Regions from separate parts of the Mus musculus genome. Here region 1 is linked to region 2. Evidence: chromatin contacts called from ENCODE Hi-C or POLR2A ChIA-PET data. All regions are on one chromosome and are shown on one strand. The core of a region is the stretch at or near the end of the contact, and the rest is flanking DNA. Distances in the headings are between cores, read along the strand shown.

The links. A loop is a pair of places that touch in the nucleus more often than their neighbours do. ChIA-PET counts read pairs that join two places held with the same protein, here RNA polymerase II (POLR2A).
Region 1: a map of heart shows a loop between it and region 2 (5-fold over the local background). The contact joins the promoter of Pcid2 here to the promoter of Lamp1 in region 2. A Hi-C loop is called at or near these places in 5 of 37 maps with a recorded cell type or tissue (gastrocnemius and heart). POLR2A ChIA-PET finds 5 or more read pairs at or near these places in 3 of 5 experiments (Patski and embryonic stem cell).

What each region holds. Positions count from the first base shown.
Region 1 is chr8:13,101,482-13,106,723 of GRCm38, reverse strand. It overlaps Pcid2 (PCI domain containing 2), which reads left to right and starts at 1,381. Exons shown (of 14, transcript NM_178708.3): 1 at 1,381-1,949. The coding sequence starts at 1,914. It overlaps Cul4a (cullin 4A), which reads right to left and starts at 1,101. Exons shown (of 20, transcript NM_146207.3): 1 at 821-1,101; 2 at 415-530. The coding sequence starts at 968.
Region 2 is chr8:13,157,189-13,162,188 of GRCm38, reverse strand. It overlaps Lamp1 (lysosomal-associated membrane protein 1), which reads right to left and starts at 3,028. Exons shown (of 9, transcript NM_010684.3): 1 at 2,755-3,028. The coding sequence starts at 2,800.

The sequences.
Region 1 (5,242 bases), core at 132-2,631, 54 kb after region 2:
TACAAAACAGTGTGTGTGTGTTGGGGAGGGGGTGTGTGTGTCACAACCCAGGGACCCTACTAGCAAGTGGGGCCGTACTGAGTTCCATGTATAACACACTGGCACTCTGATAACACTGAAGACTGCTGGGGGCTCTGTGCCTCTTAGCTCCAAACACCTCCTTTCTTCTGGCGCTGGGAAAACGTACACCTCCTAAGCAGCCTGGTCTAAGCCTCAACACACAGCACTAATCCAGGGCGGCGATCCATAGAAACACCTGCTGACCCAGGGTTTCGCGGCTTCCGCTAGGGAAGGCTCGGGCCGCAGCTTCTCCCCGGGCGGGCGGGCGGACGGGCGGGCCTCCCTAGCGTTGGCCCCGGTGGCTGCTGGAGGAGGAACCCAGCCAGGTGCTCGCAGGCCCTCGCCGCCGCTCACCTGGTACAGCTCCTCCAGGTTGTACCTGATGGATGTGCTGCTCTGGATGGCCTTGACCGCTTCGTGAAGCTTCCGCCACGTGTCCTGAGTGTAGTTGTCAGGCAGCCGCGGCCTGTCTGTGGGGGAGAGAGGGTCAACGGCCGCGCGGGGACAGCACAGGCCGGGGCACCGAGGCAGGGCCCGGCCGGGCTAGCCAGGAGGTGCGGGATCGGGGCCAGCTGGGGCGCGGGGACGTGGCGGAGCGTGAGGTGCAGGGACAAGTCGGGTTGCGGCGCCGAGACGGGACAGTGCGGGAACCAGGCGGGCCGGGGCGCGGGGACAGGGCCTGCCGGGCAGCCCCAGGAGGCCCTGTCCGAGCGCGCGACCCGCCGGCCGCCCCGTTCGCTCCTCACCGGAGCGCACCCACCTCGGAAGTTCTTGATGACCAGCTTCCTGGAGCCTCCCGTGCCCCCCGGCTTGGCGGGGCCACCGGCCAACGCCGCGGGCTTGGTGAGGCCGTTGGTGCGGCCCATGAGAGCCGAGACGCTGCCCTTCCGAGGGCCCTCGTCCGCCATGGCTGGGCCGGACGCCGCCCCGCCCCGCGCCGCCCGGCTCCTCCTCCTGCCCTGCGCCCGCTCCGTGCGCGCCCGGCTCCTCCTCCTGCTGCTGTCGGGCTCCGCCCGTGAGCGCTCGGCTCCTCCTCTTTCTGCTCGCGGCCGGGTCCGCGCGCCCGAGGCCCAACCGCCGCGGCGCGCACCGGAACGATCCGGCTCCTCCTCCTATGCGCGAACTCCGCCCAAGGAGGGCTCGGGGACTCGCAGGCGTTCTACAACGAATGCTCGCGAGAGGGCGCCGTGACACCTGCACCGAGGGCTCCGGAGCTCGCCGCCCCACGTCACGTCGAGGGCCGTGACGAGGACACCCCGGCGAGGACTTGAGTGGATAAAAGCACCCGGCAACCTTGCCTCCTGGATCACCTTACACCTAGGATGCTCAGGGATGCTGCTCCGTGCGCTAGCGCGCCGAGGGGTTGGGGACGGGATGCTCTGCACCCATTTATCTGGGGTGCCCCAGTGTGAGATGTGGGAGGACTCAGGAACACATCCTAGGAGTGCGCGGGACGCCTTCCCAGTGGGCTCTGGACTTTGGTTCCGGGAGAGTCAGGAGCGCCTCTGCACACGGAGGGTTGGGGATCGGGTCACCCTCATGGGAGAGGGGTGCGAGGAATCGGGTCGCTAGCACACCGACGTGACCAGGGACACGTTCCCAAGTCGGTTGGGAACTCCTCCACGTCAGTCCTCCGCCCTCGCGCGCGCCCCCGCCGCACCCGAGGCGTCCCGGCGACCGCGCTGACAGCTGCCCCCAAAGAAGTGCTCTCACCACCGGCTCGGCTCGGCTCGGCTCGGCTCGCTCCACCTTCACCCGCTCCGGAACCAACGTGCAGAGGTTACCGTGTGGGGACAAGGAGCGGAAACGGACCTGCGCCGGAAGTGAGGCACTCAACACCCGCGGCCGCCGCTATGGCGCACATCACCATTAACCAGTACCTACAGCAGGTGGGTTTCGCTTGGTATCCTGGCCTACGGGCCACGAGGGGTGAGTCCTGGGGCCGGGTCGGACGGTGCCGGGGGTCCTGCGGCTGGCCTCGAGGCGAGGAGGGTGTGCTGCACGCGGTGGGCAGCCTGCCTTGTTCGGAAGTTGCAGGTGCTGCCCGGTGGACCAGGAGGAGGAGGATCCGAGGTGGAGGTAGCAAGATCGGGGCCACTTGTAGAAACGGTTGTCTGTGTAGTCAGCGCTGCTGTCCGCACGAAGCACGTTGTGTCTCTTGGCAGCGGTGCCCATCAAGGCTTTACTTAAAGCCTGGGAGTGGCACAGGCAAACACTGTTGCATCCGGGTGGAGGGCCGTGATTGCGTCTTCTAGGGTGTTGAAGATGTGAATCCCACTAGGCAACACACCTGGTGCAAGGGGCAGCCAGATAGGGAAGACTGATGAACGTTTTAACTGACTACACTTGCTGCTCATGGCTGCTTATGAACCTTGGATTTGCGCTTAGCTCTATTACCAAAGCCCCCTTTTCCTGTCCCAAACAGCTCAGTTTTGGGTACTACAGTACTAGAAGCAGTACTTGTGTGCTTCTTAAGTAGCGGCACTATTGTCGGTGCTGCGTGTGCATATGTATTCTCTTTGATTCCATCACAAGGCCCTCCTTGAAGAGCTCCGTAGGCGGCTAACCCAAGTCTTCCCAGCTCAGAAGCATCAGAGACTGGCTCTACAGTGCACATGTTTAACACTTAGCAAGATGCTAATTCTGGAGATCACGCTTGAACCTTAGTGATCTCATTGTTGGCCAAAAGACCAGTCTTTATTTCAACACACTGGCAATAGCCTTGGCCAGTGGCTACCTGTTAACAAATTGCTTGTCTCTCTTTCCCCATGATTCCTGTGCTGATTTCCCAGAAGCTGTTGGGGTCAGGTTGGTTGAATTTTGCCATCCTTACCGGTGTTAATAAGGTTAAGAGTAGCCTGTTACTCTTGTGACTGCTTGAGCCAGGAATAAAGGTCTTTCTTTCCTGTCACAGGGAATGGCATGGCATCAGCATGCTTGTGCTGCTTCCGGGTTATCCCAAGTCCATAGTGATGTTTTGATGGCCTGCAAGGGGAGCCTGCATATGTTTCAAAGAGAGAAACGTGGAGCTTGAGGAGTCTACTCCTTACAGCAAGGAGTGAGGTCCACTTTTCTTCAAGGTCAAACTAGAAGGAAACTTTACTCCATTTCCTAAGGTTAACAGTAATAAATTACCTCTAATTCAGAACCCACAGCCAAAGAACATCACAGACATCGTAGCCCTAAGAACAAGGACATTCACTGTAACCACAATGCATTTAGTAGCCTGAGAACTTTGACACTGATGCATGTAACTTTTAATTTTCCAATGTTTTGCACATTTTTTGTTTTTTTGTTTTTCAGTAGATATTTGCTTTATTTACATTCCAAATGTTGTCCTCTTTCCTGGTTTCCCTTCTGAAAATTCCCATCCCCTTTCCCTCTCCCCCTGCTCACCAACCCACCCACACTGGCTTCCTGGCCCTGGCCTTCCCCTACACTGGGCCATAGAGCCTTCACAGGACCAAGGGCCTCTCCTCCCATTGATAACTGACTAGGCCATCCTCTGCTACATATGCAGCTGGAGCCATGAGTCCCACCATGTGTTTTCTTTGGTGGTTTAGTCCCTGGGAGCTCTGGGGTTGCTGGTTAGTTCATATTGTTGTTCCTCCTATGGGGCTGCAGACCCCTTCAGCTCCTTAGGTCCTTTCTCTAGCTTCTTCGTTGGAGATCCTGTGCTCAGTCCAATGGTAAGCTTCGAGGATCCACCTCTGTATTTGTCAGGCACTGGTGGGGCCTCTCTGGAGACAGCTATAACAGTCTTCTTTCAGTAAGCATTTGTTGGCATCCACAAAAGTGTCTGGGTTTGGTGATTGTATATGGGATGGATCGCTTAGGTGTGCAAATTGTTTCTTAGGATTTGTTTTTTGAATCCAGAGTGCAATCCAGAGTTACACATTGCATGTATTCTTGTTCTAGATAATGTGGGACTGTGAGCTTCCTGTCCTCCAGTCCCTTTTGTAGAGGTGGGTTACCCTCACTGAGAGCCCTTTCCCAGACCAGGTATCGTCTTCGTTGTCCAGGATATGATTTTTCTGTTTTCCTTTCTATATTGATTTTCTTTTTATGTGGATCTGGGGACTGAAGCTAGGGTCTTATGCATCTAGGCAAGTGCTCTATCATTCATTGAGTCACATCCTGGCCCTCTTTCTATTTGTATCTGCTGTTTGCTTTTTATGTTAAAGAATAATTTCTGGGCTGTAGAGATAGCTCAGAGGTTAAGGATACTTGCTGATCTTGCTGAGGACCTGGGTTCAGTTCCCAGCACCCACATGGCAGATCCTAAAATAAAATAACTTAGTCAATTTTTGTTTGTTTGCTTTTAAAGACAGACTCTCTTTGTGTAACCCTGGCTCTCCTGGAACTCACTCAGTAGATTAGGCTGGCCTTGAATTTAGAGATCTGCCTGCCTCTGCTTCCCAGTTGCTGGATTAATAGCATGTGCCACCAACACCCAGCTGAAACAAATAAAAAAAGTAAAATTTAAAACATAATTCCCCTTATACTCTTTCTTTAAAAACCATTATGGATATGTATGTGTGTGTACATATGTATGTATGTATGTATGTGTGTATTTGAGATAGAGTCTCTCTACATAGTCCTGGTTGTCCTGGAGCGCACTCTGTAGATCCAGCTCTCCTTGAGCATATAGAAATACAGATCCACCTGTCTCCGTCTCCCAGGTGCTGGGATTAAAGGCATGGGCCGCCACACCCAGCACACAATTTGGATTATTTTTGATACCCAGTTATACTTTATCACCACTATACTCTTTTGGAAGCTCAAATTTTCTGAAAGCTGCCTCAGTTGGTTTCTATGGCTTTTGAACCTGGCCCTGTCCTTCCTTGAGCCTTTTTTGGGCCACATGCTTTTTAAATTTATCCGAGGCTCCCCTGACCCAGCTTCTGGCATCAGCCCTTCCTCCAAGGAGCTTTGCTGTCAGTGGGGAATGGAACTTAGAATACAAGCCTGGTACTATTTATGTTTGCTGTGGGATTTCAGTGGATAGAAGGAATGTATACAGTTGTTTTTTTTTTTTTTTTTTTTTTTTTAATGTATATAAGTACACCGTAGCTGTACAGATGGTTGTGAGCCTTCATGTGGTTGTTGTGAATTGAATTTTAGAACCTGTACTCACTCTGATCGATCCCGCTTGTTCTGGCCCAAAGATTTATTTATTATT
Region 2 (5,000 bases), core at 1,779-4,278:
GAGAGGCTCGCTGTCAGAACACCCCACAAGTCTTCCACTCCACCAGCCTTGCCACTTTTGTTTTGGGGCTCTCTTCTTTACCCAGGAAGTGCTGCCTAACAAGTACTTGTGACACTTTTACTTTGTGACAAGTACTGCTCAAAGCACTTTTCAATTAAATTACTATGACAACCTGAAAAGGTGGTTACTATTCTTCCATCCTGCTGAGGTGGAGAAGCCCTGTTTGCTGGCTTCAGTGTGCGACCTACTGACCACGATGCTTTTCCAGCACTCGGTTAAGGAGTATGGGTAAGCCAGCCTGGGTTACTTACATAGTGAGACCCTGTCTCCAGGCAACCATACCATGAATTCTTTTTTTTTTTTTTTTTTTTGGTTTTTCGAGACAGGGTTTCTCTGTATAGCTCTGGCTGTCCTGGAACTCACTTTGTAGACCAGGCTGGCCTCGAACTCAGAAATCCACCTGCCTCTACCTCCCAAGTGCTGGGATTAAAGGCGTGCGCCACCAAGCCCGGCTCATACCATGAATTCTTTTGCTTGATTTAAATCCAGTTTCTTCTTATCTAGGGACACCTTTGAACATGTAAACAAATGGCCAAAGTTCTACCCCACACACTGAACTAGCACCTCTAGAGGCACGACTCTCTCCCTGCTGGCTACCTACCTTCCATAAGGCTGGGGCAAGCTATGTAGAATGTTGTGGGAGAAAAGTGACAAGTGTTTCTTCTTCTAGAAAAATCCAGTTCAGGACTACTGCTGTAAACCTGGCACTTTATGAAAGCACCATGCAATCCCATATGTCAGGACTGGGGGCTCGAAAGAGAGCAGAGGAGACAGGCCACTCCAGGACAGGTGCCACAGTTTATGTGTCCACAAAAGGCCAGGTTGGGCTGCAGAGATGGCTTGGGAGTTAGGAGCACTGACTGCTCTTCCAGAATTTCTGAACTCAATCACCAGCAACTATATGGTGACTCACAACCATCTGTAATGGGATACAATGTCCAGAGGTCTGTCTGAAGACAGCTACAGTGTACTCATATACACTAAAACAAACAAACAAACAAACAAAAACAAAGCAAAACAAAAAAGGGCCAGGTCAAGATAACAATATCTAAGTTGGGTCTAACAGAATATGAACTCAAAATTACAAGACTACTGAACCGCTGGACCACCAATCTAGTGAAGAATTCAAGGTCCCACAATCCAGGATAACTTTAATTAGACTTCTCATACTTCTAGACTGACCAGGCTCATCCAGAAAGGGGAAGGTCATAGGGTTAGCCCTAACAACCGAACAGTTCCATTAAGCAATCCTACATACTAGTTTCAGTTCACACTAGTCTGTTGTCTATTAAGCACTTAAGCAGCTTGGAGGTGATAGCAATTAATGTAGGAACAATTAACAATCCCATCGTTACAGAGGTTTTTTTTTAAGATAAAATTATTTTTGAAGTCACACAACCAAGATCCTGTCTAAGTTGTTAAAGTCCCTTTGTGAAAGCTGGGACAATTTATGGCACAGGGGCACTCAATCAGGGTCACAGACTTTCCCTCTCCACTTAGATTTTGCTTTGAAACAGTGTCTCACTTTGTAGCCCAGGTTGGCCTCCGATTCACAGAAAGTCTCCCACATAAGCCTGCTAAGTGCTTAGATTACAAACTCAGGCTGACCCAACCTTAAAATTCCCCTGCCTCAGCCTCCACGGTCTAACAAGTGTGAGCCACCACTGATTAGTTTAGTTTATTCATTCATTCGTTTATTTATTTCATTTTTGCAACAGGGTCTCCGGTCCTGGCTGTCTTAGAACTCATTATATAGACCAGAATGGCTTGTTAAAGAGATCGTCCTGACACTAGCTCAGGATTAAAGGTATAAACCACTATGCAAGCCACAAGGTAGTTTGAAAAACATGAAGAGGCCTAACCTGGCTGTCCTTTGGATTTTATCCCAATCAGCATTTAGGAAGCAGAGACTACGAGAACCTGAACCTGTGAGTTTCAGGCCAGCGTGGTGGTGAGACACCCCTCCCCCCATTTTAAAAGTATAAAACAGTCTAAGGGTTTAAGTCGTTTTTGGCTGTGCTGGAGATTGAACTCCAGCTAGTTACCAAGCCATTCTGACACAACAGAACTTGTTTCGGCAACTCGTATATTAGCTACAACTCCTGAACCGTGAAGGGTCACAGGTCCCCTTAGCAAGGCTTCTGGGTTAAGACCGCCGAGTAAGCGCACCTCTCACGGACCAGAGAGTTCACACAAGTAGCAAAATAAAAGAAAGGGTAAACGAATTCCATAAAGTCACAGTCACAGAATTTGGGGGTGTGAGCCTCTGTGCCCAGGAGATTTGGCCAGCCACCTCTCTCCCGTCCTGAAGATGCTGGCACCGCAGCGAAACGCTCCGCGTTGCCGGGATACAGCGGCGAGGAAGGGCACCCGGCACCCCAGGCAGGGTCCGAGGCAGCACCCAGTCCTCTCACAAGGCAGCTCAGAGCCAGCAGCACTGCCTGGCAGGAACTCCAGCCCAGCTCCTTCCAGAGCGGCTCAGACTGGGCTCCCAACCCGCACCTACGTCCTTAGGCCCGCACGGGCTCCCAGGCGGCGAGCGCCACTGCGGAGCGGGCGGGCCGGCTCGAGGCCTTCTTGACGCCCGCGGCTCCGGGCGCCCCGTCCCCGCCCGGCCTGCCGCTCTGTTCCCGTCCGTCCCGAGACACCGACCCCGCCCGGCCCTCCTTCTCTCTCCCTCCCTCTCGGGCTCACCCAGCAGCAGCAGGAGCAGCGGCCGCCGGGCGCCGGGGGCCGCCATGGCGCGACGCAGCCGAGGCCGGAGGACGGCGGTTGCGCGGGCGGCGAGGCCGGCGGGAGGGCGCGTCCACCGACTCGAGAGGCCCCGCAGCTGCGGCGCCGGCACGGAGAGGACCCTGCGGCCGGCAGCGCCTGTCACGTGAGCAGTGCCGCGCCCGCCGGTCACGTGAGCCGAGGGTCTCGCGAGAGCCCGTGGACCGCCAGCTTACTCCTCACTTCTTCGGGAGGCTCCGTTCCGCACGTGATGTGGTCACGTGCCAGTCGGCATCACGTGGGCGCTGGACCACGTGATATCTTGCCCTCTCCCCACCCCCTTCCCCCCCCCCCCCCCACGGCCTTTCTCCCGAGTGTCCCGAAATGGAAAGTAGGTTGTGGCTTTGAGTAAGGGAAGGAGAAACGCTGTCGGAGAAAGTGAAGATGGAAACAGGAAGCCATGAAGGCTGGACTGAGCCCCGTAGGCCAGCTACATGCCACAGTTCAGGTCCAAGCCCCTGAAGGCCTGCAGCCCAGTGGTAGTCTTGGTTGAGAGCCATGTCTAGGTCAATACCAGTGTTTACATCCCAGGACAGTGTGCATATCCATTTCGAGGTGGGTATTCCCATCTAGACCCGTGCCCCAGGCCCAGGCTGACCTCCACTTTCAGGCTCACATACTAGTGTCTAGGGTCAGCCCCGAATGTGTCCCATTCGGTGATCCAGGCAGAGGACAGTCCTTTAGGATACGTAGATGGTGGGAGATGTGGAAAAGATACTTTTTAAGAGATAGGATTTCAGAATATATCTTTAGCCGGCCTCAAACTCAGAGATCAGCCCGCCTCTGCTTCCTGAGTGCTCAGATGATGTGTGTGGGCGCAGTGTTCTTGACCATTCCTGGCTGCTTAAGGGCATGTGGATGGTCATCTTACCTGAGATGACTATTTCCATGAAGAGTTCAATACTAAAGTATTTTCCTCTTTTGTGAATGTCACACTCAAAACTCGAGGATTGGTTTGATGTTTGGGGACATGGCGTCACCCTAAAGCCCAGGTTGACCTGGAACTCGCATGGACCAGGCTGGCCCCACACTCTGGGCAATCATCCTGTCAGGAGCGCAGAGATTACAGGTGTGTGCCACCATGGCATGAATAATCTGAGCTTTTATGTTATTATATTGTTTTGGAGACAGGGTCTCTCTATATAACCCTGGCAATCCTAGAACTCATTACTTAGACAGGTTGGCCTCAGACTCAAGAGATCAGCCTGCCTCTGCCTTCAGAGTGCTGGGACTAAAGGCCGGAGACCACCAGATCTACCTTGAAGTCCTCAAGTTTTAGCTTGAGGATTCCTCCTGTTAACAGATTTTTCATTCAAGCTGAGTTCTTCCTCCTCAGAATTGTAGACCCAGTAACAAAACTTAAAAGCTGTTTATGTAGTGGACTAGTTTATTCTGTGACCGGAGAATAAGAGTGGTTGGAGAGATGGCTCATTTGTGTAGGACCTTGGTTCCAGTCCCATCACTCACATGGTTCACAACTATCCAGTTCCGGGGAGCCTGATGCCCTCTCCTGACTTCTGAGGGCACACCACACCTGCCTATGATGCACAGGCCTACCCTATATTCAAGCAAAACTCTCATGCACAAAATAAAGTGAAATTTTAAAAAGAAACTGGGAGAAATGGGTCAAAGATCACTTTCTAAAGGAGGGGGGTCTTTTTAAGATGGATATAACGGTGTGGGTGTGCATCCCTTTAATCCAGGACTTGGGAGGCAGAGGCAGGTGGACCTCTGCGTTCTAAGCCAGCCAGGGTTACAGACTGTCAAAAACAGGGAGTGGAGGAGCAAGGCAGAAAATTAGAAGGAGGTATGGGGGCACAAGCTTGCAATCACAAGACTCTGCTTACTTCTCCATTGATGTGATAAAACTCTATGATCTAGGCAGCTTAGAGAGGACTCATCTGGGGCCAGAGAGTTAGGAGTCCATTGTCATCCCTGTGGGGAGCATGGTGGTAGGGAAGCAGCTGAGAGGGTGCATTTTGATCCACAACAGGAAGCAAAGAGAATGCTGGGATGGCTTCCTTGTGACGCTGTCTATCAGCAGTCCTGTAGCAATGTTGTCAGTACACAGTTTCTGGCTTTGGAGTGTTCTCTGAATTAGAGAACTAATTTTGGGCACAATCCGAGGACTTCTAAGATGTTTGTTTCTCCTAAACATTCTGATATAA